Regions from separate parts of the Homo sapiens genome. Here region 1 is linked to region 2. The links are chromatin loops, found by intact Hi-C in ENCODE. Cell type or tissue: PC-9. All regions are shown on one strand. Links, peaks and the distances in the headings refer to the core of each region. The heading gives the core; the rest is flanking DNA. Region 1 has its middle 27 kb from the start of JDP2-AS1. Region 2 has its middle 35 kb from the start of BATF.

Region 1 (15,473 bases), core at 3,812-11,811, 87 kb before region 2:
GGATAGCTTCTCCCTTCTGCTTGGCTCACTTAACTAGAGTCTGATGCTCTGACCAGGGTCACCTTGTAGGAGCAGATCCCCTCATACCCCCAAGGGTAGCCAGGATCCTCAAAAACCCCTGGTGGACGCCTCTTTCAGAGCTTCCCTCCAGGGCTCCCTGCCCTGTCCCTGTGGAGTCGTCTGTAAGAGCCCTGCCGCGTGTCTCACAGAGGAGACCAAATGGGCCCTGACATGGCTTAGGCACAGCAGATGGGTTAAGAACTGGAATATTTATGATTTAGTATTCTTTGCAGGAGCGGTGGCTGCAGTATTAGAGAAGAAAGCATGTGGCATTCTAATATTTAGTCTACTAATGAAAAGCCTCCCCTCCATGACACAGAAAACAGGATGGCAAAGGGATCCCCAGGCCGTATCTGGCCCATTCCTGCATATTGTTCACCTTGCCATGGTTTTAAGACATTTTTAAAAGTAAGTTTCTAGTATTTAAAAATCAACACATTTCACATAAAGGTGGAATAAAGTCTGTTATCTATTTATCTTAAAGCGGAGTGTCTGATAACAGGGCAAGACAACAATCAGCTGTCATCCCCAGCCTCCCCTTTTGCCCAGTTCTGTTATCTGCCTGCCTCTCATCGCACCTGAGTTCATGGTCCCTACACTAAAGGGCTTATAACCAGCAGGTGCGGCGGATGGGAGGCTGGGAGAGTTGAGGGTGTCCCTCAGGCAGCTGACAACGCAGCCTGCACTCTGGGTCCACTCAGCTCTGATCTCGGGCTGCCCTAGGGGAGTATTTAGACGGAGCGGGGGTGAACCTGATTCTCGTGTTCTGTGGTGCAGTAATGAACAAATCCTTCCATCCCCATCTTTTCTCCCCACCATGCTGTGAGAACTACATGCTGTTGACAGAATCAGAATCTCCCTAGATCACTGAGGCTTTATGTACCTGGGGTAGCCTGTTGTTGCTTATTTTATTTTTTTGAGACAGGGTCTCACTCTGTCACCCAAACCGGAGTGCAGTGGCACTCACTGCAGACTCAACCTCCCAGGCTCAAGTGATCTTCCCACCTCAGCTGCTTGAGTAGCTGAGCTACAGGCATGCTAGCTGAGCTACAGGCATGCACCACCACGCCTGGCTAATTTTTGTATTTTTTGTAGAGATGGGGTTTGGCCATATTGCCCAGGCTGGTCTCCAACTCCTGAGCTCAAGCAATCCTCCCACCTCAGCCTCCCAAAGTGCTGGGATTATAGACATGAGCCACCGTGCCTAGCCTTATTTGATTTTTCACCTCTTGCTTGTTTTATACTGAGTTCTACTGCAGGAAGTCAGCAGCCCATTTTTCACTGTCCCTCAGCAGGACAGGTCAGTATTATTACTTTTGATTCATAAAGTTGACTCAAGTACCTGAGTGTCTAAATGAATCCCCAGCTGTTAGAGCCACTGGGTTAGGCAGAAGATGGTAATAATTAAACATATATGTTTGGCTTGGGCTCAGATTCCAAGTCCATTACCTACCAGCTGTGTGGCCCTGGGTAAATTACTTACCATCTCTGGGTCTTGAGTCCACCAAGGTAAATGAAGTAATTTGTGAAGAGAGCTAGGCATGGGGCTTGAAACCTAAGAATTACTTTGTAAGAGTCAGTTAGTACGGTTTACTATTATATTTTACCATTACTTTAGGGCCCTTAAAGGCAGCTTCAGTTTCTAAAAGATTTATCCAAGGAATTACAGAGTTTTGGCAGTGGAGAGGGTCCCATAGTTATGAATCCAGCCCTCTGGTTTCTGCAGAAGAGGAATTGGAAGCCCAGTGAGGCGAAGTCAAGCTCTTTGTCTCCTTGCTCTTTTTGCCACACTGTGTTGGACTCTTGAAACTTCCCGAATGCTGAGTCGACACCTGGGGATTAAAATGTTAATTTTCAACAAGAATCTGATTTTGCTCAGCTATAATTTTATAGACAGAGAAGCAGGGACCCAGCAATGAAGGCTGCGACTAGAACTATTCCAGACAGGAGTTTCCATGTAAGCGAGAGAAGGGCTCCTTTGTGTAGCATCTTTTTCCAAGCAAGACTGGGAGCAGGGCTCCTGCACGGGAGTATGAGGTTGGTCCCCCTGAGTACTATAATCCACCCGGAGCTCTGGTCAGCATCCTCTCAGAGGAGACCACTTGAGCTGCGAACATTCTAGAATGGCCAGGGGGAGTTCTGGTCCTGGTGCCCTTGCCGCATGTTCCCGAGTGTCCTGTTCTGTCTGTTATCGGCTATTATTGCACATTCTGTGCACCCTTCTCCCTTTGCTTCCAGGGCTGTTCTGTTTCATTTCATATTGTTGGTGTCCTGGTACCTTTCCATTTCATTAATTCATTCGACAAACATTTATCGAGCCCCCACTCAGATGGGGCTCAGGATAAGGCAGTAAACCAGCCAGACCTGGGTTTCACGCTGCTGGGGCTTACGGTCTGGTCAGGAGACAGATGTGAAACAGACAACACACCAAAGGTGTCTGATCGCAAATGGTGAAACGTGGTCCAAAGGATAGGGTCAAGGAGTGGTGAGATCACAAAAGAAGGGTCTGCCTGGGGCTTGGGGTGTCACGAGGCCTCCCTGAGGCTGTGACATTTAAGCTGAGACATGAAGGAGCCAGTCACATAGAGGGGGAGTGGGGAGAAAAGGGTTCTGGGCAGAGGAACAGCATCAGGAAAGGTGGAAGGAATGTTGGAAAGCAGATGTCACGTGTGTGTGGCTGAGGGCTGTGCATGAGCCTGAGTGGCAGGGACGGAGGGCAGGGAGGAACAGAGCTCATGCCACAGAGGGAGAAGGTGATGTCACCCTTCCTGGGCTTCCCTGGGGACAGTAGAGCATCTGGGTACTTCCAGGGAGTAGAATCCAGTGGTTACGAGCCCAGACTGGAGGCAGATCTCCTGCGGTTGATTCCTAGCTGTGCCCTTAACTAACTGTGTGACCTTGGTCATGTGATGCCTCAATTTCTAAATCTGTAAAATAGGAACAATCACAATTTTACAACTGTAAAATAGAGCTGTTGAGAGGACTGAATGAAGTAACGTGTTGGCTGTGATTAGGACAGATGATGGGGATGACGGTGATGCTGACCATGTCCTTTGGCATAAGGCACATCAGTGATTGCCCCCAGGTTGTTGATGGATACTTCTGATGCTACCCACCCAGCTCATAGGTAGCATGGGAAGTCACCCAAAGAGATGAGTCTCCGACAGCCTGTGTAAAGTATGTGACCTTGCCACCTGGTTTCCATAAACCAAGGTGAACAGTTGCCCAAGGCTTGGTCAATCAGATTATTAGAATTTTGATGACCAAGAGATAGCCAGTTGGTTTGATATGGTGCCCTGAGTGGAAGAGATACAAATGAGGAAGTGTTGGGCCAGGCACAGTGGCTCGCACCTGTAATCCCAGCACTTTGGGAGGCCGAGGTGGGTGGATCACTTGAGCCCAGGAGTTAGAGATCAGTCTGGCCAATATGGCGAAACCCCGTCTCTACTAAAAATACAAAAAAATTAGCCAGGCTTGGTGGCGCGTGCCTGAGTCCCAGCTCCTTAGGAAGCTGAGGCACGAGAATTGCTTGAACCCAGGAGGCAGAGGTTGCAGTCAGCCAAGATGGCGCCACTGCACTCCACATTCCAGCCTGGGCGACAGAGCAAGACTCTGTCTTAAAAAAAAAAAAAAAAGAAAGAAAGTGCATGTGTGAGTGTGTAGGTGGGGTGAGGTTGGGGGACTGAGAAGAAAAGCAGCTTGGTTTGCAGAGAGGAGAAAAAAACAGAGCTGCAGATTCAAAATGCAGAGATACTGCCTGGTTCCCAGTGCCTTTCCAGTTCTTGGGCTTCTATTCCTGGAGAAAGCCTGCTGGCCCTGGCTTCCATGGATATCCCAGGATTCTTCCAGGAAGCTTTCTTTGGTATTGCCTGAACAAGTTCAAGATGGCTTCTGCTGACTAAGGCATGGGTTAACACAGCCCTATCGGAAAATCTTCACGGAGAACTGCACCCCAAGCAGGTGGACATTCTCCTTTTTCTCCTTCAGATCAATGGACAATTTGAAAGTGTATGTATTGTATTTCTCCTGGAGGTCCAAATACAAAACCCCTCTCTGAAGCCTTTCAAGAAGGCTTGGTATGGCTGAAATGTGGTTCTCTGCTGCTGATAAAAGTGATCATGTACCTGTGGGTGGTCTGCTGCCTTAGCTAGGTACTGAAGCCTGGATCCCAGAGACATTCCTTTCAGACTTCCTGAGCACCTCCTGATTCCTGTTCTCATTCCTTCTGGGCTGACCCATGCTCTGTGCTGAGCTTTATACCTATTCTGGTTGCAGATAAGGTAATTTAACAAATAAGGTGAGAGATTCCAGTGAGCAAAAGACAGACAGACAGACAGACAGAGCCAGAGGCAGAGTTAGAGTCTAGACCTTGGTGGGTGAGTGTGAGCTCAGTTTCTAATCATCTCTCAGCTTTACATGGCTCAGTAATCTGATATTATCAGTTCAGACAGAGGGGACAAGGCCCAGGGAAGCACTGTCCAACAGAAATATAGTGTGAGCCATAAATGTAACTTAAAATTTTCTAGTAGTAACATTTTAAAAAGTAAAAAGCATATGTTAACCCAATATAGCTAAACCATTATTATTTCAACATGTAATTAATATAATTTTTTTAAGAGAGACAGAGTCTTGCTCTGTTGCCCAGGCTGGAGTACAGTGGCGTGATCATAGCTCATTGCAGCCTCAACCTCCTGGCTTCAGGTGATCCTCCCACCTCAGTCTCCCAAGTACCTTGGACTATGGGTACACATCACTGTGCCAGCTAATTTTTTTTTTTAGAAATGGTATCTTGTTATGTTGCCCAACTTTAAGAGACAAGCGAGACGTCATCTCTAAAAAAAAAAAAAAAAAAAAAAGAGAGAGAGAGAGAGAGAAATGCATTTCTCTTATGTAAATGCTTAGGTAGGTCTTGAGGGCTACTGATATGGCTCTTTGTGCAATATTTAACCCAAGTTCCTTCTATCTGTTGGTCCACCATGCATGGGCTATATTTCCAAATTCCACAACAGTCCAAGATGACTGCTCCAGCTCCAGCCAGTGCGACCACCTTCCAGCCTGCAGAAAAGGAAAAGGGAAGAAGGACACACTACCACCTTTTCATGGCACTTCCAAAAAGTTACACACATATTACTTTTATTTACATCCATTTGTCGGGATTTAGTCATATGGCCCTATCTAGCTGCAAGGGAGGCTGAGAAATGTACTCTGTGTTCTAGGTGACCAAGTCGCTGGCTAAAATTCAGGGATTCTGTGACTAAGGAAGAAAATAGCGAGGAAGCAACTGATAGTGTTGGTCTCAGAGACCAAACCATGCTAATGAAATGCAGATTCTCTGGTAAACCAGAAGGCCAAGTTATTCAAGAACAGTAAGACTATAATTGTCAGCCAGATGAGAGTGCCTGAGTTGGCTGACCATTTCAATCTCTTCCCAGTAGGCTAGTCTAAATGGTTAGAAGATTAATGGATCGGACTATGAGAGCCTGATAGGTCCCTTTCCATTTCAGGACCTACAAACCTGCCAGGAGAACTAAAACATTCCTGCCAGCCTGGGAGGGAGCCCTTTTTCTGGGATGATGCTAGAGATGCTTGGACAAACTCTGGCCCCTCAACATTTCTTTACCTGAACCCATCCTAGCTTTATACACTACAATTCTACTTATATTTGTTACATTTTAGATGTTGGGAAGAGATTTTGAAGACATACTAGCTCTTTGTTGTGAACTTGGGATTTGCTATTGTCTCATCAGCAGTGTTCATTAACTTGATAAACATTTATTGAGCACCTACTTTTTGCCAGGTATTGCATTATGCTAGGAGTGAATAAGAACCTGTCCTTAAGTTGACTGCAGTATCTAAAGAATAGGGAAAGTGATGGGCAAGCATTTGAGAAATGAGTAGGCATTCACTGAGCAAGAGGAATGAAAAGCCATCCCAGGTGAAGGGAAGGCATGTGCAAAGGCTTGGGAGACACCAAAGAACATGACGTGTTTGGGAAAAAGAAGTAGCTGGGTGGGGCTTGTCGGGAGGAGATGCTGGAAGGGTGGCCTCTTCAGCATCCATTCTCTCTCAGTAACTACCCCATTTTCCTTGGGGTATCCACCCTCCCTACACTTCCCATATTTTTTGGAGGAAGTCGACTCCACCCTGGCCTAGGCTTGGGGTAAATAGCCCCAGTATAGACTAATCAGCAAAATCCCTTCTTGCCTGCAGATGGGCAAATGACCCAATTCTGACCTGAGAGACTGGAGAAGACTTTGCTGGCAGGTTCAGGGAAAGAAGCTCTCTCCCTTTCTCCTTCTATACAGCATGGAGCATAGGTGTGAAAACAGGAATTGTGGCAGCCGTTTTCTCACCATGAGAAAAGCCTGCCTGAGCATGAAGACAACACCATGGAGGGCAGAGAGGAAAACACCAAGAAGAAGAAGGGGTTTTGATGACATTGTGGTGCTATTGAGTCAAACCTACACTGAAGCCTCCTTGAGCCCTCGGCTTTAGGCAGCTTGGGGCTGCAATGTGAAGGACCTTGGGGCTTAGCTTTTATTCTGGGGCAATGGGAAACAATAGACAGCTTCAAGGAGGGGGGCAAGCCCACTGGACCTGAATTGTAGGAAGTTGTCTGCAGTGCTGAGTGCAAAGAGCCTGGGCCAAAGCCAGAAATGAGGACCTGAGCCAAGACAGGAGAAGAGGAAAGAGTCTGAGAGCCACTTGGGTGACAGAAGCCAGACTAACTGGATTAAGAGGGCATGAGGAAGAGGGTGTGTGCTTTAGGAAGAGGCTAAAACTCTTAGCCTGACTACATGAATGGAGAAACTCCCCTTCCCCCTTCTTTTGCCTCTATCACTGTCCCCCTGGGAAATCATGTCCACTGCCAAACCCTGTATTCTCCTCTTCTGCAGATTCATGCCTCTGATTACAATTCTTTATGGGCATGCCTGGTCCTTTGGAGCAGGGACCATGCCTCGTCATCTTCACATCCCCAGGGACTAGCCTGGCACATGGTTGGCACCGGGTCAAGGCTGACTTGGATTGAGTTCTCGCTGAGCTAGGCATGAGCTGCACCCTCCCCCTGCCCCCAGGGCTTAGTCATCTGTTTCATAAGCAGCTTCCAAAAGCTGCAGCCCCAATACCCAGCTTCCTTGTTGTTGGCAGGTGTTGGCAGCCCTGAGTGCCAGAACGCCAGGGAGCCAGCCACTGGGAACATGCTAGGGTGGTGAGCAGGAGCCAACTAATCAGGGCTCATATACATTTACGAGAGGCGTGTGTGTGCTCCCCAGGAGAGCTGTAACGACACTCCCTTTCCAGGAAACACAAACCAGGCCTCTTTCCTTTCTTTTTTCTCACCTGTCCTGTCTTGTGGCCAGAAGCACATTCATTGGCTTTCCATGCTTCTAAAATAAATCAAATTGGGGGCCACACCCTTCCAAGCTACTTTAGGTTTGCTCCGTGGAAGCTTTAACCCCTTATCATCCCACCAGGCCTGAAATGCTTGGGTTCCAATTTACAAAAATATTAACTTTTTATGTCCTTTCAGAAGAAGGATCTCAGTTTTCCTGATGTCTGCTCCCCTGCCCTGGAATTTCTCCCTCTGCTCATAATTCATCCCAAGGATGTTGACTTCTGTGTTTTGGGATGGTCAGGGGCTAAGTGGCATGGAGGGCAAATAGATTAACCTTTTACCAACTTTCCAAAGCCCTTCCTCCTTGTTCTTTTTTGTTTTTGTTTTTTTGAGATGGAGTCTCACTCTGTCACCCAGGCTGGAGTGCAGCAGCATGATCTCATCTCATTGCAACTTCCGCCTCCCAGGTTCAAGTGATTCTCCTGCCTCAGCCTCCTGAGTAGCTGGGACTACAGGCGCATGCCACCACGCCCAGATAATTTCTGTATTTTTAGTAGAGATGGGGTTTTGCCATGTTGGCCAGGCTGGTCTCAAACTCCTGACCTCATGATCCACCCACCTCGGCCTACCAAAGTGCTGAGATTACAGGCGTGAGCCACTGCGCCTGGCCCTTCCTTGTTCTTTTTATCTCGGCCTCCTCTGGGCTTTTGGAAGGCCTCTTCTTTCTCTAACCCCAAGGTTTTCCTCATTACTCCTCCAAGATTTCAAGGTTTTCCTCTTGTCAGTTTCGTTATGGAAACTCCTGGTTCCCCGCTAGCCTGCGCTCCTCAGTAGGGCTCTGAAACTCAGCTCTCATCTGCCCCAGTGTTATGTTGTTTTTTTCCCTGTCGCTATGGCAGGGATTAAGACAGGAGCCAGGGAAGAAGGGCGGGGGGAGGAAAGTGAGCACGGAAAGGCAGAAGAACGATGGGAGAGAGCCTGATTGGAGGGTGTCAGAGCTGAAGGAAACCGACAGAGAAATGGGCTGAGTGTGTCAAGGGAAGGAAGAGGGATTTGTTTTTCGTTGTTCTATTTTGGTTTTGGTTTTATAGTTTGGATTTGTTTCCAGAGATGAAGAGAAATGTACTTAGTGCTGAATCTCCCCCAACATAGAGTCATGGCTAAAGAAATCCCTCTCGCATCGTCAGTAATCCAGGGGCAATCTTTAGATCCCAGATGGAATAGGGAAAACTCTCAAAAAAGCTTCCAGTTATTCTCAATTCACTTTATGGACAAGCCTGCCCAGTCAGTGTGACAAAGTGACCCAGTACCACTCTGAGACCAGGCAAGCCCTGCCCTTTGGAGATCCCTTCCCCGCAGGCCTCCCTTTGTCCCTGGGGCGAGGGGGTCCTCAGGGCTGAGGGTGATGCCCAGACAGAGTCTATGCCCACACCCACCCCTTCCAGCCCATGCTCCATACTCAGGACCCCAGAATCTCTGCCCGAATGGCCCAAGCCCACTTCCAGGTTCTGGGTGGGCCTGTTTCCATGGTCCACCCTCTCAAGGTAGCCTGTGCAGCCAGTGGCCAAGGGATAGCTGCTTGGGACTGGGCAGTGGGCAGAACCCGGAGGTGCAGGCTGGTGTCAAGCATGTGCACTTGAGAAGGGGCCCTGGCTGAGGGTTGGAACAAACGGCAGGCAGGCCCTGAGCGGGGCTGCCTTTCCTTCTGCTGCTGCATTCTGGTCTGAAGAGTCTGAGGATTCTAAAGTCATACCTGGCCTTCCAGAATGTTATGGAGGTTCATTTGTGAAGACAGGAGAAGAAGACAGGTTTTATTGAATAATTTCTTATCTTGACTTATAGCTTTTAAATATTTAGATACATGGTATGTGAATTGTTGTTTGAATTCTTGCCCTGGTCCCACAAACCTGTGATAAAATGAAGATTTGCGTGATGGAAACGACTCTATTTCCAAATCTCTTCTGCTCCATGTTCCAGTCTTTCTCTGCCAAATGCCTTCATTTGAATGCTCTCATCCTGTGTGAGTCTGTAAATCAGCCTACCACTGAGTAGAAGAAATGGTAGTGGCCATTTTGTGTTCTCAATTTATTTTCACACACACACACACACATATATATATATGTGGTCTAGCTTCTGAACCCCCTTTCTGTGTTTGGGGAGTATCCCACTCACACACACACACTTTTCTGAGCCATGGTGGGGAACAGAGCTCACATCCCAGAACACAAAGCAAACATTGCTAAGAACTTGTCGTGGCCAACACTACCAGTGGCTTCCCCAGATGTCCACTCTCCCCTTCTCCTTTAATAAGAGAACCCTCAATGTTTAGCTGGGCACATGGCTGCCTGGGCCAAAGACTACATTTCCCAGACTCTTTTCTGCCAGATGTTGCCAAGCGACCAAGTTTCAACCATTGAGACAGAAGTGATATGGGCAATTTCCAGGAAGTGGTTGTAAAGGGAGGGAGGGGGCCTGCTTCTTACCCTTTTCTCCTTCCTGATATCTGGAATGTGGACTTGATGGCAGGCTCCCAAGCAGCCTTATTGGTCCATAAGGCAGTGTGCAAAGGCAGTGCAGAAGGAGCTCCAGAGTGGTCTCGCTCCAACTTTGTTTGCCTTCAAACTTTTTTACATAGAGAAAAAAAAAAACTCTTTCTTTTTTTTTTTTTTTTTTTTTTGAGAAAGGGGTCTCGCTTTTTTGCCTAGGCTGGAGTGTGGTGGCGTGATCATAACTCACTGCAGCCTCGATCTCCCAGGCTCAAGTGATCCTCCCACCCCAGCCTCTTGAGTAGCTGGGACTACAGGCGTGCACCACCACACCTGGCTAATTTTTGTATTTTTGCAAAGATAGGGTCTTGCCGTGTTGCCTAGGCTGATCTCAAGCTCCTGGGCTCAAGTGATCCACCTGCCTTGGCCTCCCAGGGTGCTGGGATTACAGATGTGAGCCGCCATGCCTGGCCAAAAAATAAAGTTCTATGTTGTTTAGACCATAATTATTTTGAGTCTTCTATCTAAATAGATAGAACTCAAGCCAAAATAACACATTTGTCTTCCCAGACTCTCTTGTAGCTAGGTCACAGCCTGTAACCAGGCTCCACGAAGGGCAGGCTCTCTGGTCCAGGCAGCCTCAGCAATAGGCTCGAGACCTGGGCAGCAGTGGTTGCCCCCGGTGTTCAGTACCAGGGGCATGTGTGAGGCAAGATGAGGTGCCCAGTGCTTGGTGGCAGTGGTGGCTCCTTACTGAACAGGTTCTGCCATGTGATTTTATGATTTTGGGCACTGTTTTTGGCTATATGGCCTCAACCCTGGTCCTCCAGTCCACCTGATGATTTTGTGAATATCCAACATCCTGTTAATAAATTCCCATTCTGCTTACATCTGCCAGAGTTGGTCAGTAACCCAGTCTTAGCCCCTGTCAAACTACTTTTTAACAATAAGATTTTACCAAGATTGTTGGTTTTGCCATTAGATGAGTCCATGGAATAATCTCAAACTCAACGTGAGGCATGAATTCCATTTAAAGTCAGACAGTCCTAACAATTCTTGTTTCTGAGGGTGCTGTTGATGGGGGCAAAATTGGGTTCTTTGGAATATTCAGTGTCTCTTGGCATAGGGATATGTGCCATCTACGAGGTGAAACATGATATTTTTGGGGGAATACCAACAACAAAAATTAAATACAAATTTAATTAAATGAATACAAAATTAAATTAGAAGTACATTCAAAGGGTACAGCACTTCACTTGTTCAGAAGTGATTTATGCGGCAACCCCAGCTATTTGGAACACTGCCAGGAACCAGAAAATGAGCAGAAATCAATACAACCCCCAAAACCAATGAACAGACAAACAACAACTCTCAAAGCAAAACAAGACAAAAAACACTATTCACAGCCAAAATAAATGTCACAGGATCCACTGCCTAGATTTTATGTATTTATTCACAGGTGCACCATCTTGACCCTCCTTCAGAGCATATTTACTGTTTGTGTAGACAAAGTTTGAGGAACAATTTGGATGAGGAACGTCCCATTCCATAGCAGATTTGAATGTGGACGGGAGAGGGGAAAGGCTGCCGTGGACTGACAGTCTACCAGCAATTATAAGATGGGTGTTAGCTTGTGTTAAACTCAGAGACAAAGCAGTCAGGAGAGCCTAGCATCAGAGCCGATTGGGTGTAACAGTATCGAGTCTGTGTTATAGCCCAATACACAAACAGGGAAGGGGGTCATGAAAATCCTGGGTGTCATGAAAAGTTAGAAAAGTTAAACCACAGGACATTATCCAGTGCTGGTGAACATGCGGAGCAATGAGCAGTTCCCCAATCACTGGTAGAAGAACAACCACTTGAGAATCTGGTTTGGCAGCACCTTGGAGAGCTGAGCATGTGCAGAGTCCTTGATCCAGGAGTTTCATTCCTAAACGTGTGCAGAGAGAAACTCTTGCAATGGTCACAGGAGACATGTACCAGAAAATCCATGGCAGCACTGTTTGTAACAGTACTCAAAATTCCTCAGATATCCACCAAACAGGAAAACAAATGAGTGCATTGTGGTATGCTCTACAATGGGATATAATACAGCCGGGAAAATGAGCACACTAAAGCTACACACAGCAACATGGATGAATCTAGAAATACAACATTCGGCCGGGTGTGGTGGCTCATGCCTGTAATCCCAGGACTTCGGGAGGCAGAAGCAAAAGGATTGTTTGAGCCCAGGAGTTGGAGATGAGCCTGAGCAACATGATGAGACCCTGTCTCTACAAATAAATTTAAGAAAGAGTTAGCTGAGCATGGCAGTGTGAGCCTATGGTTCCAGCTACTTGGGAGTCTGAGGCAGGAGGATCACCTGAACCCAGGAGGTCAGGGCTGCAGTGAGCTGTGACTGGGCCATTGCACTCCAGCCTGGGTGACAGAGTAAGACCCTGTCTCAAAAAAAATAAACAAATAAATGAAAATTAAAAACACAATGTTCAGCAAAAGGAACTAATCACAAGAAAATATAAAAATAGCAATTTGATTTACATAAAATTCAAGAACAGGCAAAACAAATTATATTGTTTGGGGCTACATTCATGTGTGGTAAAGAGAAGCAAGGACACAATGTATAGTCTGCTGGAGTGTGGTTACTTCTAACAGAGAAGGAGGAGGCTTATCAGGTACCATTGTGATATTTTTTTCTTCACTGGAGCATGGGTCTGTTGGTATTTTATTTATATTATTTATACCGTGCATCCATGTTTTATTCATGTATGAGATATACTTCACCAACAATTTTTTTAAAAGAAGGAGAAAAAAACCAAGAGTCAGGTTCTGTTTAATGTACTCCATTTAAGAAGGCAAAATAGTATTTAATAACATTAGAAATCTTTCTACCAAAAACAATAATCAGAAAAACCATTTTGGCACTTGGAGGGCTAAGTTGCAGTTTCTGGAAAGTTTATTTAAATGTGACTGTGTCTCAGCTGCTTTCCCATACAGTGGAGACACCAGAACCTGGAGTCTCATCTCTTTTCAAACAAATTTCCAAATCCTGAAAAAAAGAGAGAGGAGCCCTTATGGAAGCTCCATGGTATGACACTGAGGACCTTCGCCAGCCAGCTCAAAGTCTGCATTTTGGCCTCCCTCCCTCTGGCTGCTTCCTTATCGGAGTCACCTGAGAGCTGGTTTGAAATGCAGATTCTCAAGCCCTACCCTGGATCTGCTGAATCAGAATCTGCAAATTAATAAGATCCCTGGGGACTCTGTCTTAGCCCCTTTAATGTTGCTTATAACAGAATACCTGAAACTTGTTAATTTATAAATAAAAGACATTTGTTTTACAGGTATGAAGGCTGAAAAGTCTAAGGTCAAGGGGCTGCATCTGGTGAGGGCCTTCTTGCTGTTGGGGACTCTGCAGAGTCCTAAGGCAGCACAAGGCGTCACATGGCAGGGGGACTGCGTGTGATAGACAGGCCTTTCTTCCTTTTCTCTCTCTGTTTTTTAAGACAGGGTCTCATTATGTTCCCCAGGCTGGTCTTGAATTCCTGGCCTGAAGCAATTCTCCCACCTCAACTTCCCAAGTAGCTAGGTTTACAGATGCTTGCCACTGTGCCTGGTTTTCTCCTTCTCTTAGAAAGCCACCAGTCCCATTCTCATGATAACCTACTAATCTATTAACCAATTAATCCATTAAGCTATGAATAAATTAATACATTCATGAGGGCAGAGCCCTCATTACCCAATCACCTCTTAAAGGCCCCACCTCTCAATATGGCCACATTGGGGAGTTTTGGAGGGGACACACATTCAAACCGTAGCGTGCTCTGAATGCACACTGAAGTGTGAGAAGCATTGCTTAAGACTAGACTATGACTAGGGACCAGATACTCAGTTCTTTTTCTTTTTAAAATAGATTTAGGAAGTACAAGTGCAGTTTTATTACATTGATATATTGTACAGTGGTGAAATCTGGGCTTTGAGTGTAACCATCACCCAAACAGTGTATATTGTACCCATTACGTAATTTCTCATCTCTTGCCCTCCTCCCACCCTCCCATTTTGCCAAGTCTCCAGTGTCTATTATTCTACTTTCTATATCAATTTGTACACATTATTTAGCTCCCACTTACACGTGAGAACATATGGTATTTGGCTTTTTGTTTCTGGGTTATTTCACTTAAGATAATGGCCTTTAGTTTCATCCATGTTGCTGCAAAAGACATGATTTTATTTATTTCTTATGGCTGAGTAGTACTCCATGGAATACCATGTATAGATACATTTTCTTTATCCAGTCATCCACTGATGGACACTTAGGGTGATTCCATGTCTTTGCTATTGTGAATAGTGCTGCAACGAACACATGAGTGCAGGTGTCTTTTTTATATAATGCCTTTTTTTTTTTCCTTTGTGTATATACCAGTAGTGGGATTGCTGGACCAAATTGTAGTTCTATTTTTAGTTCTTTCAGAAATCTCCATGCTTTTTCCGTAGAGGTGGTACTAATTTACCCTGCCACCAACAGTATAAAAGCATCCCCTTTTCAGGCCGGGCGTGGTGGCTCAAGCCTGTAATCCCAGCACTTTGGGAGGCCGAGTAGGGCGGATTGTGAGGTCAGGAGATCGAGACCATCCTGGCTAACACGGTGAAACCCCGTCTCTACTAAAAATACAAAAAATTAGCCAAGCGTGTTGGCGGGCGCCTGTAGTCCCAGCTACTCGGGAGGCTGAGGCAGGAGAATGGCGTGAACCAGGGAGGCGGAGCTTGCAGTGAGTGGAGATCGCGCCACTGCACTCCAGCCTGAACGACAGAGCGAGACTCTGTCTCAAAAAAAAAAAAAAAAAAAAAAAAGCATCCCCTTTTCTCTGCATCTTTGCCAATATCTGTTGTTTTTTGACTTTTAAAAATAATGAATAATGGCCATTCCGACTGGTGTGAGATGGTGTCTCATTGTGACTTTAATTTGCATTTCTCTGATGATGAGTGGTGAGCATTTCTTCATATGTTGTTGGCTTCTTGCAGATACTCAGTTCTTTATAATTTCGGGAAAACTGCCCTTTTGAACAGGCCCAAAGTCGACCCTCCTCGTACTGAGATCCGTGCTGCAGGGGATGGTGCTCAGGAAAAATCTAATGGATTGATCGATTCATTCATTCAATTAATGTTAGGATGAATCCTATGAAATGGCCATTTTATAGGTCAAAAACAGCTGAATATTGTCAGTTTGACATGGTCTAGCTCTTACTATTTGTCAAGCTCCCATTATGTATGAGGCACAAAGCTAGGTACTGGGGGTGGGGCAGGGAGCAAAACCAGCCTAGGCTCCTGCTCTCAAGGAGCTCATGGTTTGCCATGAAAGATAGTCAATAATTTAAAAAAAAAATCTAGCCGGGCGCGGTGGCTCATGCCTGTAATCCCAGCACTTTGGGAGGCCAAGGCTGGCAGATCACGAGGTCAGGAGATCGAAAACATCCTGGCTAACACGGTGAAACCCCGTCTCTACTAAAAATACAAAAAATTAGCCAGGCGTGGTGGCGGGTGCCTGTAGTCCCAGCTACTTGAGAGGCTGAGGCAGGAGAATGGCGTGAACCCGGGAG
Region 2 (15,473 bases), core at 4,216-12,215:
CCTTTCTTTTCTTGAAATAAAGACTTAGTCCACCCTTCTATTTGCATAACACCACCTGAGAAGAAATCTCCTTGGGGCCCAGGGACTTGAGCGTCTGAACTCCCTGACTTCATACAGAGTTACTGAAAAAGCTCTGTTCCTCTTTGAAGGCACAGAAGAAACCAGAAGAGACTTCCCTCAAATGCATTCCCTTCAAGCAGCTGAAACCTTTGCATTTCTAAAGCGGCCTCTAGCCCAGGCTCCAGAGACACCCCTTCCCTCATTAGAAAGGAAGGGAACTGTGAGGGGAGTCCAAGGTCACAGTTCCTGGTGCTCATGAAACAAGCAGGAGTGAAACATTCAGCTTCTTAGGGAAGGGCTTTTTGGGTCGGTGCCTGGTCAAGTGGGCCAGACCCTGCTCTGCTTCAGGTGGGTGGGAGGGTCGGTGGCCCCTGCAGCTGAACCCCATCCCTGACTGGGCTCCTGCACAAGGAGCAGACGATCCACGTGGGGCCTTAGAGTTTCTACCCCTCCCACACACAGGACTTGCAGTTCTTTCATTCGGATTTGCCAAAAGGGGGATTTTCTTTCCTCATAAACTGACAGATAAACAATGAGAGTTACTAAATTAGTTACATAAATAGAAAAGCTGTTCACAAGTATAACACAGAGGTGTGGATTTCATTTTGCAGCCAATTCCTCCTTACTAGGAAATTTATACTAGAAGTCTAGCCAGGCAGGGGTGGCTAAACTAAGAGAAGTCATTCGTATTTACCTTCATTTTTAAAATCTAAACATTTACTTGAAAAGCCCAGAAGTGTTTTTAAAAATGACCTTTGGAAAGAAAAGCCACAGACTGGAAGAAAATATTTGTAAAACACATATCTGATAAAGGTCTTATAACTAAAATATACAAAGAACTCTTACAACTCAACAATAAGAAAGCAAACAAACCAATTAAAACATGGGCAGAAGATCCGCACTGACACCTCGAAGATACGCAAATGGCAAATAAGCACATGAAAAGATGCTCAACATCATATGCCATTAGGGAATTATAAATTAAAACAATGAGCTACCTGCACACACCTATTAGAGTGGCTGAAATCCAAAACACGGAGAACACCAAATGCTGGCGAGGATGTGGAGCAAAAGGAACTCTCATTCACTGCTGGTGCAAACGCAGAATTGGTGCAACCACTTTGGAAGACGGTTTGGCAATTTCTCATGAAGCCAAACTTACTCTTACCATGTAATCCAGCAAGCACATGTCTTGGTATTGACCCAGATGAATTGAAAACTTATGTCCACACGAAAGTTGATAGCAGCTTTTTTCATAATCACCCCAAATTGGAAGAAACCAAGATGTCTTTCAATAGGTGAATGGATAAACTATGATATATTCAAAAGGTGGAATATTATTTAGCGATGAAAAGAAATGAGCTGTCAATCCATGAAAAGACAGGGAGGAACCTTAAATGTATTTTGCTAAGTGAAGGAAGCCAGTCTGCAAAAGCGACATACTGCATGATTCCAACTATGTAACATTCTGGAGAAGGTAAAGGAGGGAGATCATCAAAAGATCTACGGTTGCCAGGGCTGCAGGGAGGAGAGAGGGAGAAACGGTGCAGCACAAGGAATTACGAGGGTGGTGAAACGTTGCCCTATGATACTGTTAATGATAGATACACGATATTATGCATCTGTCAAAACCCATAGAACTATACAACCAAAGAATGAACCTTAAACTGTAGACTTTTTTAAATAACAATGTATCTTTTTGGTTTATCAATTGTAATAAGTGTACTACACTAATGCAAGTTATTAACAATAGGGGAAACTGTCAGGGAGGCGGTACACAGGGTGAGGCAGTGTGGAGAAGAGGGAATATATAGAAACTGTACCTATACTCAACTTTTCTGTGAAACTAAAAATTAAAATCTATTGGCCAGGCACAGCGGCTCACGCCTGTATCCCAGCACCCTGGGAGGCCAAGGACAGTGGATCACTGGAGGTCAGGAGTTTGAGAGCAGCCTGGCCAACATGACAATACCCCATCTCTATCAAAAATACAAAAATTAGGCATGGTGGTGGGAGCCTGTGGTCCCAGCTATTTGGGTATCTGAAGCACGAGAATCACTTGAATCTGGGAGATGGAGGTTGCAGTGAGCCGAGATCGTGCCACCGCACTTTAGCCTGGGTGACAGAGTGAGACTCTGCCTCAATAAATAAATAAATAAAGTCTACTAATTTTTTTAAAGGCCTATGACCCCATTTCTTCTTTTTAATCACATAAAACAAGGTGGAGACGCCTTTTGGGGGTGAGTAGCCTGCCACTGGCGCTCCAGGGCTGGGGTTGCACTCCTGAGGCTCTACTGTCCTGGGGTCTCAAGAGTGGCCCCGCTGCCAGGACTCCACTAGGCACTGCCCTGGTGGGGACTCTCCACAGCAGCCCCTTCCCTGTGCCATTTCTTTGCCTGGGCCCTGAGGCTCTCTGAGGCATCCCTTGAAATCCAGGTGGAGGTAGCCCTGCCTCTGCAGCTCGTCACTGCATGCCTGTGGAGTTAGCACCACATGTAAGCCACCAAGGTTCACCACTTGTGTCCTCTGGAGTGGTGGCTTCAGCTGCACCTGGGCCCACCTGAGCAACAGCTGGGGCTACCAAGGAGCACCATGCCAGAATACAGTTAGCAGAGACTTGAGGAGGCCCTGGACCGGGATCCCCGGGACCCCAAGTTCCACAGGGGCCCTGGGCCCCTCCCTTGAAATTATTTTGCCCTCAATGCCCTGACTGTGATGGGTAGGGCAGTCTCTGAGATCTCAGAAATGCTTTCAGGGTTATTCTTCCATCATCTTGGTGAACAGCATCCAGCTTCCTTCAGTCTATACTAACCTGTTTATCAACAGATTAACAGATTTACTAATCTGTGGTCACTTGGCCACACCCTTGGCTTTCTCTCCTAACATGCTTTTTTATTCTTTACATGGCCATGCTGAGAATTTTCCAAATCATTCTGCTTCCCTTTTAATTAAAAATTCCGTCTCTAAGCCGGGTGCGGTGGCACACGCCTGTAATCCCAGCACTTTGGGAGGCCGAGGCGGGCAGATCACAAGGTCAGGAGTTGGAGACCAGCCTGGCCAATATGGTGAAACCCCGTCTCTACTGAAAATACAAAAATTAGCCGGGCATGGTGGCGCGCACCTGTAGTCCCAGCTACTCAGGAGGCTGAGGCAAAATAATCACTTGAACCCGGGAGGCAGAGGTTGCAGTGAGCCAAGATCGTGCCACTACACTCCAGCCTGGACAACAGAGGGAAATTCCATCAAAAAAAAATCCATCTTTAAATTATTTCTCTTCTCACATGTTACCATGAGCAGTTAAGAGAAGCCATCCACACCCTGAACACTTTGCTTTGGTATTTCTTCTGCTAAATATGCCAGTTCATTGATCTTAAATTCTGCTTTCCACAAAGCAGTAGGATACAGATACAATTCAGACGAGTTTTTGCTGCTTTATAACAAGGATAGCCTTTCCTCCAACTTCTGATAAGACATTCCTCGTTTTCATCTAAGACTTCATCAGATTGGCTTTTTCTAGAATACCAGCCTTCTGTTCACAACCATTTAGATAATCCCTAACACTGAGGCTGTCTCTACAACTTTCCTCTTCACAGCCCTCATTGGAATCTCCTTTAACATTCTGGTCATGACAATACAGGCTTTTTCCAGCATATGCTTCAAAACTATTCCATCCTCTACCCCTTACCCAGTTCCAAAGCCACTTCCATATTTCAAGATACTGGTTATAGCAGCAGGCCTACTTCTCTGGTACCAATTTCTTAGTCTGTTTGTACCTCTGCAACAGAATACTACAGACTTCATAATTTATAAAGAACAGAAATTTATTTCTCACATTTCTGGAGGATGGAAAGTCTAAGATCAAGGTGCTGGCAGGTTCAGTGTCTAGTGAGGCCCTGTCTCTGCTTCCAAGATGGCGGCAGTTTCAGTGTCTGGTGAGGGCCCTGTCTCTGCTTCCAAGATGGCGCTTTGTTGCTCTGTCCACCAGAGGAGAGAAACGCTGTGTCCTCACATGGTGGAAGGGACAGAGCTGGTGGAAGGGGGGCAAACTCCCTCTATCACACCCTTCTATGAGAGCATTTAATCCCATTCATGAGGGCAGAGCTCTCATGCCTCAACCATCTCCTAAAGGCCACAGTTCTTAATACTGTTGCATTGGGATTAAATTTCAACATGAATTTCGGAGAGGACAAAAACATTCAAATCGGAGAAGTAGACATTCCAGTCCATTCTATTCCCTCATTTCACATACCTCCCAACAAGGTAACCCTCATTTATGATTTAGTGTGCACACTTCTTTACACTTCTTTGTTTTTTCCCTTAATTTTCTACAAATATATTTAGATAGACACACACACACACACACGGCATCACACATTTAAAAGAAATAAAGATGAAATCATGTTTTACATCTTAGTTTGCGACTTACTCATTTCACTTAGATTATGAACCTTTATCCAGGCTATTTGTGTAGATCTAAACCTTTTAAAAACCAGGGCAACGTAGCAAAACCCTGTCTCTATTTTTTAAAAAAAGAAAACCAGGGCTGCTTACATCCTATGTGCACTAACAATGGTCATTAGGCAGGGTTTGATTGCTAAAGAAGATTCAAAGAGTTCAAGTTGACAGTGCTTACAAAGCTACTGCTTATTGCAGCAAACCATTCATTTAATGCAACAGCAGTTAAGTAAGACATCAAGGGATCCAGAGAGGGCAGGTGCAAGCTCCAATTGTTCCACCTCTGGAAGAGCCACGCAAGACATACCTTCTCTCTAGAGTCACCTGTGTGTCACAGAACACCTCAGAACTGGGAAGCCCAAGCTGGAGTTTCCAGCAGGGTGTCATATACCCCTCTGCTCATGTAGGCATGTTTCTTGCTGTGTCACCAGCCCCAAAAGCACAGTCCTCCAGGGGTCTCACCAAGACCAGGAACAAATCATCAATCTCACTGTTATCAATACACAATGCTGAACAAAGTAAAAATAAAAATAAACACTGCTGATAAGCCAGTACAAACCACGTTGAAATCCCTCAGACTCATGGTTACAAAACAGCACTGTTAATGAGTATCTTTAATGCCTTGACCAGGGCTCAGTGCTGTGCAGGAATAGCTCTTATTTCGGTAAATCAGCCTATGTCAATTCCAGGCCTGCTGGAGTTAACCCTTGCAACAACCATGGTTGTTTTATATATATAAAACAAACAAAAGCTGCCACAATAGAGGTCTGAGAAGGAAGCTCTATGTTACTTCATTCTCACACTGCTGTAAAGATACTACCCGAGACTGGGTAATTTATGAAGAAAGAGGTTTAACTGACCCACAGTTCCGCATGGCTTGGGAGGCCTCAGGAAACTTACAATCATGGCAGAAGGTGAAGGGGAAGCAAAGCACCTTCTTCACAAGGCAGCAGGAGAGAGAAGCATGAAGGAGGAACTTCCAAACACTTATAAAACCATGAGATCTCGTGAGAACTCACTCTCTATCACGAGAACAGCATGGGGGAAATCAACCCCATGATCCAATCATCTCTTTCCCTTGACATGTAGGGATCACATTTTGAGATGAGATTTGGGTGGGACACAAAGCCAAACCATATCATGCTCCAACTTCATGATGAATTCTGATGGGTCAGCGTGAATGCCTGGGAGTGCCAAGTCTCGAGAAGACCTCACCTCTGAATATTACCTCTCTGCTGAGCACCCAGATGTCCCTCTCTGCTAAAAAGACCTCTTTCCTTTCCTACCACTCACCCCAACTTGGCTAGGCTTAAGCATGATTGACAGACAGAGGTTAAGAAACACCATCTGAGGCCAGGCGCGGCGGCTCACACCTGTAATCCCAGCACTTTGGGAGGCCGAGGCAGGTGGATCACCTGAGGTCAGGAGTTCGATACTAGCCTGGCCAACATGGTGAAACCCTGTCTCTACAAAAAATACAAAATTAGCCAGGCGTGGTGGCACGCACCTGTTATCTCAGCTACTTAGGAGGCTGAGGCAGGAGAATCACTTGAACCCAGGAGGCAGGGGTTGCAGTGAACTGAGATTGCACCATTGCATTCCAGCCTGGGCAACAAGAGTGAAACTCTATCTAGAGGAAAGAAAAAGAAAGAAAGAAAGAAAGAAAGAAAGAAAGAAAGAAAGAAAGAAAGAAAGAAAGAAAGAAAGAAAGAAAGAAAGAAAGAGAGAGAGAGAAAGAGAGAGAAAGAGAAAGGAGGAAAGGAAGAAAGAAAGAAGGAAGGAAGGAAGGAATGAAGGAAGAAAAAGAAAGAGAGAGAAAGGAGGAAAGGAAGAAAGAAACAAAGAGGAAAGAAGGAAGAAAGAAAGATAGGAAGGAGAGAAAGAAAGAAAAAAGAAAGAAAAAAGAAAGGAAGGTAGGAAGGAAGGAAGGAAAGAAAGAAAAAGAAAAGAAAAGAAAGAAAGAAAGAAAGAAAGAAAGACCATCTGAGCTGTGAATGTGACCACAACACATTTAAGAGGGTGGGGACAACCCTCACTGGAATTATCTCATGTGTGCAACTGGGATGCAGAGTGGGGTTGGGTAGGAAGCCTGCCAAACTGCCTATGGGAGCCAATAATGGTCACCCGAATAGGACACAATGCTGCCAATGGACTATATGTGTAGTTTCATATGTGTAAAATACATACAACCTTCAATGCATGTTGTTGGTTTTTGCTATAACTCTTGAGAGACTGGAAAAACATCATCTGTCATCATAGGATTTAACCCTTGCTTAAGATCCGGCGGCAGCTTCTGGTGGGCTTCCCTAGTGCGGCGTCCCTGCCCCGTCTTGCTCTGGCCCCTCTCATTCTCTGCTCCAGCCAGACTGAACAGCTCTTACTTCCTTCTAAACGCTTCCAACATTTTAATCTTGGCTCTACCTTGGAATGCCCAGGGTTATGTGACTTGCCCAAGGACAAAATAAGGATGTAGTGGAGTTGATATTCAAAGCCGGATTTATCTCACTCCAAAGCAAGGACAAAGAATTCCCTTAGGAAATCAGCGGTGGCCCATCTATTTGTGTGGAGAAACAAGAGTTGCTTATAATTCTGGGTAGTGGGATGTCCCCATCGCTTCACCTAGTCAACACCTGTGTCTCATTTAAAACTCAATTCAGGCATCGCTGCACTTTCAGTGGGTTGTTTTTTTTTTTTAGGTTTGAAGCTCATTTAACAACGAGCAAAGGGGTTGCAGAGTAAGAACGCTGATGTTTTTCTCTGGGAATAGGTGGCCACATCCAAAGACAAAGAAATGTTCGAAGTCTTTGCATTTGGAGAGAAAACACCATGCCCATTGCTGCAGCCTGAATTCCCAATGAGTAGTGCCTCTGTCTGGAGTTAAAGGATGATGTACCATGTGGAACCAGGATGTGGTAACTCCTTAAACCCTGCCACTCTTTCACACCTTTGATATGACTCATTTTGATGAAATTCAACGAACTCAGAGCACCTGCTCATGCAGCAGAATATTTTTGAGCTAGAAAGCTCCACGACTTCCTCTCCCTAAGACTGCAGAAAGCTTAGCCCCAGGCTATGAAGAGAGCCAGCAGAATGACCACTGGCACCAGAGGACACTGGTCTTGCCCGCCCACCCTTCGCTGTGCCGGCTCCTCACCCCTGTGCTGGGTGCAGTAGAGGCTGGTCCTCCAAGTCTCACTTGGGACTTGCCCAAGTGAGAGACACTAGGGCAAAAAATATAGCCATATATGCATGCAGATATATACCAGCAGAATGACCACTGGCACCAGAGGACACTGGTCTTGCCCGCCCACCCTTCGCTGTGCCGGCTCCTCACCCCTGTGCTGGGTGCAGTAGAGGCTGGTCCTCCAAGTCTCACTTGGGACTTGCCCAAGTGAGAGACACTAGGGCAAAAAATATAGCCATATATGCATGCAGATATATATCAGCAGAATGACCACTGGCACCAGAGGACACTGGTCTTGCCCGCCCACCCTTCGCTGTGCCGGCTCCTCACCCCTGTGCTGGGTGCAGTAGAGGCTGGTCCTCCAAGTCTCACTTGGGACTTGCCCAAGTGAGAGACACTAGGGCAAAAAATATAGCCATATATGCATGCAGATATATATGGCTATACTTTTTTTTGCTGTTGGGTTTTTGTTGTTGTTGTTGTTGTTGTTTTGAGACAGTCTTGCTCTGTCACCCAGGCTGGAGTGCAATGGCGCGATCTTGGCTCACTGCAACCTCCACCTCCCAGGTTCAAGCGATTCTCCTGCCTCAGCCTCCTGAGTAGCTGGGATTACAGGCGTGCACCACCATGCCCGGCTAATTTTTTGTATCTTTAGTAGAGACAGGGTTTCACTATGTTGGCCAGGCTGCTCTCAAACTCCTGACCTCATGATCTGCCCACCTCGGCCTTCCAAAGTGCTGGGATTACAGGCGTGAGCTACTGCGTCCAGCCTGCTGGCAGACCACCAATTCGTATATACTGACTGATGTCAGTTTCAGGAAATCAAAAAAAGTATATGTATATGTATATGTATATGTATATGTATATGTATATGTATATGTATATGTATATGTATATGTATAATCTAAATTTCCATCCATTTCTACATCTGTCCAGAAGGATATTCATTAAAATATTAACAGCAGTTCTCTCTGGATGGCAGGATTATAATTATTTGACTCACATATTTCCAGACCTCCCAAATTTTCCAAAGTTCCTGTGCATTAGCTACATGAGCTGAAGAACAAGCCCAAAGCCCATTCTTTTTTAAATAGCTGAGACTCCAAGTCTAGGGGATGCTCCGAGTGACGGACAAAGCCCTTCCTTCGAGGATGATTCTAGGAAGATCCTGGGGCGTCAGCCTTCTCTGGGCAGCGTCTTTGCTGCCCTCTGCTGGTCATTTGGAAGCTCGGCAAGTCCAAGTCCAGCCCCTTTCTTGTGGAGCAGTTTCTTCTTTAGGTTTGCCCTCTGAGGCCCAATTTCTTAGAACTGTTTTCGTTTTGTTTCATTTTTCTGAGATAGAGAATCCTTTTAAACTTAAAAAAAAAAGAAAAGGGCCGGGCGCGGTGGCTCACGCCTGTAATCCCAGCACTTTGGGAGGCCGAGGCGGGCGTATCACAAGGTCAGGAGATGGAGACCATCCTGACTAACACGGTGAAACCCCGTCTCTACTAAAAATACCAAAAATTAGCCGGGCTTGGTGGCGGGCGCCTATAGTCCCAGCTACCCGGGAGGCTGAGGCAGGAGAATGGCGAGAACCCGGGAGGCGGAGCTTGCAGTGAGCCGAGATCCCGCCACTGCACTCCAGCCTGGGCGACAGAGGGAGACTCCGTCTCAAAATAAATAAATAAACAAACAAACTAACTAAAAAAAAGTTTAAAAGAAAACTTCTAAATGAGGTGGCTCCAGTGTAAGCCTCTTTAAAGCTCTGATGGAAAAGTCATTCTTTTAAAAACCCAAACCACTCAGCCTCCATTTCACAGCCAGAGAGAGCTGCAGTGTCATTGCTGGAGGGGACCCAGGGCGCGTTCACCTGCTGATTTCTCACTGTTGATTGAGGATCAGTCTTTGGTTTTGGTCAGCGTCATTACTGCCAAAGCCACCAGCACACCTGCCAAGATGCAAAGGATGGTGTTTCTCACGGAGTCAGAGGAGGCCGTCTGCTCCGTGCCCTTACAGAATGCCAAGAAGTCATGGCTGGTGCTGGAGCCCTCAACCCCAGAACACCTTAAGACTGTGTGGCTTTAACAATTTACACCACCTCTCTGTTCCTTCATCTGCAGCATGGAATTGTAACCATGCCTTCCTAGATTTAAACTCCAGTTCCACCATGTACCAGCTGATAATCTTGGACATGTTACCGACACCTCTGTGCCTCAGTTTCTTCATCTGTAAAATGTGGGGGGGAAGTAATTCATAGGGCTATGAGTATGGAATTAATTAATAATTGTGAATAATTAGAAAAGTGCCTGGAGCATAAATAGTTCTCGGTAAATGTTTATTATTATTGTTACTGTTACCAGTTACCAAAGCATATTATTAGTTAAATGTCATTCTATGAATGCATACAGTTTGGAGTAAGGGATTTATTATCTGATAAGCCTTTTGTATTAGGAACCATCCTAGGTTCTATTTATTTAATACTCTCTGCAACCCTTCAAGGAAGATATTCTTTTCCTCATTTTACAAATGAGGAAACTAAAATGCAAAGATATTAAATAACTTGCCCAAGATCACACAGCCAGGAAATATGGAGCCAGGGTTTGATCCCATTATTTGCCTCAGAGCCTCTGTTCTTTCCTGTCCATTTGGTTGAATGCTACCCACTAAAGTTAGGTTGGTTGTTAGTCTTTTTTTTCCAGACAGAGTCTCACTATGTTGTCCAGGCTGGTCACACACTCCTAGGCTCAAGTGATCCTCCCACCTCAGCCTCCCAAGTAGCTGGGAATACAGGCACATGTCACCGCTTTTACTAATTTTTTTTTCTGGCATACTTTATCTCCCACTCCTACTTGGTTATAAGTTAGGGTAATACCAATTGCTGTAACAGATAAACTCCAAATCTCCATGGCTTTACAACAAACTTTATTTCTCATGCATGCAATAACTCCCCATTGGTGGACAGGTCTTCCATGTGGTGATTCAGGGATCCAGGCTCTTTGGTCTTGTGGTTCTACTTTCCTCTGGGACATTGGAGTCTTCTGCATTTAGCTAGTGAATGAGCAAAGAATATGGGCCAGGCCTGGAAGTGGTGCTTCTCAACTGTCCACATTACATTAACTTAAAACTCAGTGGCGTAGTCACACCTCACTGCAAAGGAGGCTAGGAAATGTAGTCTTGTTCTGTGTCCAGGAGGCAGAGGAAACATGAGAGCTAGTCTGCCATGCCGGCCTATGTCTTATAGAGCCTTGCTGTCTTAATTTAAATTTTAGTTCCTCTGGGAAGAGATCCTGACTCCCTCAGGTCTGGATTGGACACCCCTCCTCTGTACTTCTTCCCTTCCTCTCTTGTGGCATTTATTGCATGGAAATACACACACAGACACACACACACACACACACACACACACACATATATATATATATATATATTTGAGACAGGGTCTCACTCTGTCATTGAGGCTGGAGTGCAGTGGCACAGTCATGGCTCACTGCAGCCTCAACCTCCTAGGCTCAAGCGACCCTCATATCTCAGCCTCCCAAGTAGCTGGGACTACAGGCATGCACTACCATGCCCAGCTAATTTTTGTATTTTTTTTTGTAGAGATGTGGTTTCACCACGTTGCCCAGGCTGGTCTCGAACTCCTGAGTTCAGGCAATCCTCCCACCTCGGGCTCCCAAAGTGCTGGGATTACAGGTGTGCACCATCACGCCCGGCTGGAATTATAATTGCTTATGCATCTGTCTCCCTCATTAGACCGTGGGATCTAGGGCAGGGGCTCCATCAGTTTTGTCACTGATGAATTCCCAGCTGTGACATGGAGCCTGGCACAAGCCAGTGTTAAATAGTTGTTCGATGGATGATGTCTGGGATAATGACTGAGGGGGCAGAGGAAGTGGTTGCGATTGGTCTCTTGGGCTCCCCCCAGAGTGGTGTGCTCCCCTCCTCCGCTTTCAGTCAGTTTCAGAACCATGGGACAGCTTGTCCGGGAACAGGGCTGGAAAACCCTCTGAGGTTGAGGTTGGGGCCTCTGTTCTTTAAGAGTGGAACTGAGACGTTGCGTGTGGTCACAGGTTGTCTGCACCTCTGCACCTGGCACCAAGGAGGACCCCACACAGACGTTCCCTCCATCAGTGAATTCCAGCACATGTACCCTACAGAGCCCGGCTTTGAACTTAGGCAACATAAACCACCACCATAAGGATAAAGCAATAGATTGCACTTACTTATTTACGATTTAAGTCTTGTTCACTCCCCAAAATTTTTGCAGTAGCTTACAAAGTGAACACAATGAGAAAGAAGCTTGAATAGAAGAGAAAAACCGGTCAAAGTGATATTAGATCACTGAAAATCTGATGGCTCCAGGAATAACAAGATAAGTGGTGTTTAATTTTTATTCTTTGTTTCTAAGTCTTTATTTTGGGACAAGTTTTAGTTTTTTATAGCTGACCTCTTTTTGTCCTCCTTTCCCCCCTCAATGCCTCTGGGTAGCTGGTATTTGCAAGTCTTGGCATATAACAGATCAGGACTGGGGAGGGGCCTGTGGTCAAGTCTTGGCCTCTCTTTTTGGGGTTCCAAGCACCTCTTCAGACCCAACCCCTCAAGCTCATCTATCGCTCCTTTTCCCTGACTACAGCTCCCTCTCCACAGCCTGATATTAAGATGACGGTTGGCCAGGCACAGTGGCTGACACCTGTAATCCCAGCATTTTGGGTCACTGAGGTGGGAGGATTGCTTGAGGCCTGGAGTTTGAGACCAGCCCAGACAACACAGCAAGACTCGCCCCCTCCCCATCTCTATCAAAAAATAAAAATAAAAATTAGCAAGGCGTGGTGGTGCAAACTTGTGGTCCCAGTTACTCTGGAGACGGAGGCAGGAGAATCACTTGAGCCCGGGAACTTGAGGCTGCAGTGAGCTGTGATTGCACCACTGCACTTCAGCTTGGGTGACAGAGTGAGACTCTGTCTCAAAAAAAAAGAAAGAAAGAAAGATGAAGGTAGTGTTCATGAACAAAACCATAGTCCTTACATACTGTGTATGAGAAACCTCATTTAACAAGACAAGGGGATGGTACAGCATGGTGGTAGGGCAAGAAATCCCAGCCTGGCACCTCCTGGCTGGCGATCTTGGCAAGTCACTTCATGGCTCTGAGCCTCCATTGACTCATCTATGAAATAAGATCATGGGACCCAGATGATCTGAAAATGCCCTCAGAGGGGCAACATATTACATCAGGTGGACTTGAAGGAGGACAAGTGAATCAGTCTGCTGCTCTCATTAGCAGCTTGGCGGTGGGGAGGGTCGCTAAGCCTGCGGGGAGAGGGAGGAAAGAGGGATGGCACCTGTGGGGGCACCTGACTTGGGGCTCTTTGTGGAGAGGAGTCTAGGGCATGTGTCATCTCATCATGTTCTGGGGGTAGCTGAGTTTAGGGGAGGGGAGCCACCGTTTCTCCCAGGGACCTCTCCCCTCTTTATGCATGTTGATTACAGGGACCCTACAGATTGACTTTGGAATGGGAGAGTGGGAGTCTTGTCTCTGGGCTCGCGCCCCTGGAGAAAGGGAGGGTAAGGTGCAGCTTGGGGCCTGGGCTGAAGTAAGCCTGGCCTGTGCCCCTAATGAGGCAGGGAATCTGAGGGAGGACGGAGGTATCTGTAGGCTGAGGTGCACCAGGCCTCAGCGAGATTTATATTCTAGAAACTTCTCTGGCCCCCACACAGGCCAATTCTGTGCTGATTCATAAAAGAGAAGAAGAAGAAGGAAAAAAAAAACACTCTAGGTTCCAAAGGAGCAAATTTGTGTGAGTTTTACAAAGTCAACCTGAGCTGGAGAAGGGGTTTCCCCCAAACTCTCCCTGCACACCCAGCAATTCACTAAGAGCCTGGGAGTGTGCTGGGAGGTGGGCTGGGAGGAGGCGGGGATGGAGAGTGGGGAGGGGGACTGGGGAGGGTGCTTGTCTTCTCCTAGGACATTTATCACCAGGTTGACAGTCCGTGACCCCCCGCTTCTCATAGACTTTCCGCTATGTCACTCTGAGGCTGCAAAGCCCTGCTTGAAACCAACTTCTCTACCCTGTAGTATAATGCATCAATGTACAAAAACAACAGAAATATTTACCAAGGGGAAAAACATCCCCGATAATCTTATCACCCCATCAGATGAACTGTTTCCATTTTTCTGGGCTTCCTTCCATCCCAGTCTTCATAGTTGAATCATAAATCAACTACACTTATGGTATTAACTTTTTTTTTCTTTCCTAACGTGGTGTGATATTGGGCGAGTTTCAGTTTCCTCATCTGTAAGATGAGACCCTCATAATACCCGCCTCACACAGTGGAGTGAGCCTCAAATGAGATTCTGATTGTAAAGCACTTGGCATGGGGCCTGGCATATAATAGGTGCTCAATGAATGATTAGAATTTTTCAACTCTTTATATTATTGTGATAAAGAAAGTTGGAACTATTGTACTAACTTTAAAAGAAGCCTGGTTATAGTGAAATATCTTATATGATTATCCATTAAAGGTTTGCATCAGCAGATGTACATGTGCCCTATTATTCCACAACTAGGGGAGCCAGCCCCTGTCCATGTGGTCATTTTGGGGGTGGGGATGGGGCAAGGTGGTCTCATTATAGCTGAGACCTTTTCTTTTCTTTTCTTTCTTTCTTTTTTTTTTTTTTTTTTTGAGACAAAGTCTCACTCTGTCCCCCAGGCTGGAGTGCAGTAGCGTGATCTCGGCTCACCGCAAGCTCCATCTCCCGGGTTCACGCCATTCTCCTGCTTCAGCCTCCCAAGTAGCTGAGACTACAGGTGCCCGCCACCATGCCTGGCTAATTTTTTGTATTTTTAGTAGAGACGGGGTTTCACCGTGTTAGCCAGGATGGTCAGCTGAGACCTTTTCTGGCCTGAGTGCATGGTAGCAGGCCATGCTGATGTCACCTTTCTTGAAAGATGGGGAGATTCCAACACCCCATCTTCCCATCCCCATGATGCCCAAAGGGTCCCTGGGAATCTCAGCTCAGTTGTCCTCTCATTGTGTGTCATGGGAGAAGCGACCTTTAGATGTTCGCACAGGTGAATCAAAGTGCTGGACCCTTCCTCTACCATGCTGCAGAGAAGGGGTGGTGTTGGGGAATATTAAGTGGTGCATCTCTGCATAGCTAAAAGGCTGAGCTGGAGCATGGGCCACCGGGGCATGTGTGGTTTTGCTGAGCTTCCATTCTCTGGCCAGTGAAATGAAGTCTGTGAACATGGCGGTCATGGAGCTAAGTGATTCTTGGCTTTGGGAAGGAAATTGGCGATGTCACCGGACATTTGCCCCAAAGACTTGTCACATGATGTGAGACCTCTTTGCCTCTGAGTCACATTCTGAATCACAGGATATGGCCATATTAATGATGGCAGAGGCTGCCATTAACCAAGTGCACCCAAGCTGTAAATTCATGGAATCCTCCAAACAGCTCCATGATACATATACTGGTAATATCTTCATTTTTCAGGTGAGAAAATTAAGATGCGGAAAGATTAAATAATTTGCCTAAAGGCACATGGTTTGCAAGGGGTGGAGCTGTGATTCAATTCAGTCGTCTGATTCTAGCTTCCCCCATCCTTTTTGGAGGAGGGAAGTATCATAAAACTGTTGATTTCATTTAACAGAATTTTAAATGAAGTCTCTGCGTAGATGAACATAAGAGATAGCTAAAATCTCAATGTGAAAGGATATCCTTTCATAGAGTTTCTGAGTTTCAAGGTCCTTCCAACTGCTGACATTTGACATTTGACACCTTGAGATTTTG

The links. Peaks named below come from ENCODE experiments on the same cell type or tissue, not always from the same donor. Only the 100,000 strongest peaks of a DNase experiment are listed, where the experiment ranks them.
Region 1: it touches region 2 in a loop (8-fold over the local background); 3 of 110 quality-filtered maps call a loop at or near these places.

What each region holds. Positions count from the first base shown.
Region 1 is chr14:75,393,294-75,408,766 of GRCh38, forward strand. No RefSeq gene overlaps it. Among named protein-coding and RNA genes, the nearest start is that of JDP2-AS1, 27 kb to the right of the region's middle. In PC-9, for the core only: no CTCF peak of the experiment used is centred there; a DNase peak (open chromatin) is centred at 7,178; H3K4me3 peaks cover 568 bases; H3K27ac peaks cover 2,108 bases.
Region 2 is chr14:75,480,065-75,495,537 of GRCh38, forward strand. No RefSeq gene overlaps it. Among named protein-coding and RNA genes, the nearest start is that of BATF, 35 kb to the right of the region's middle. RefSeq lists enhancers at 50-940, 203-252. In PC-9, for the core only: CTCF peaks have their summits at 8,908 (motif pointing left) and 9,111; DNase peaks (open chromatin) are centred at 7,487 and 8,887; H3K27ac peaks cover 836 bases.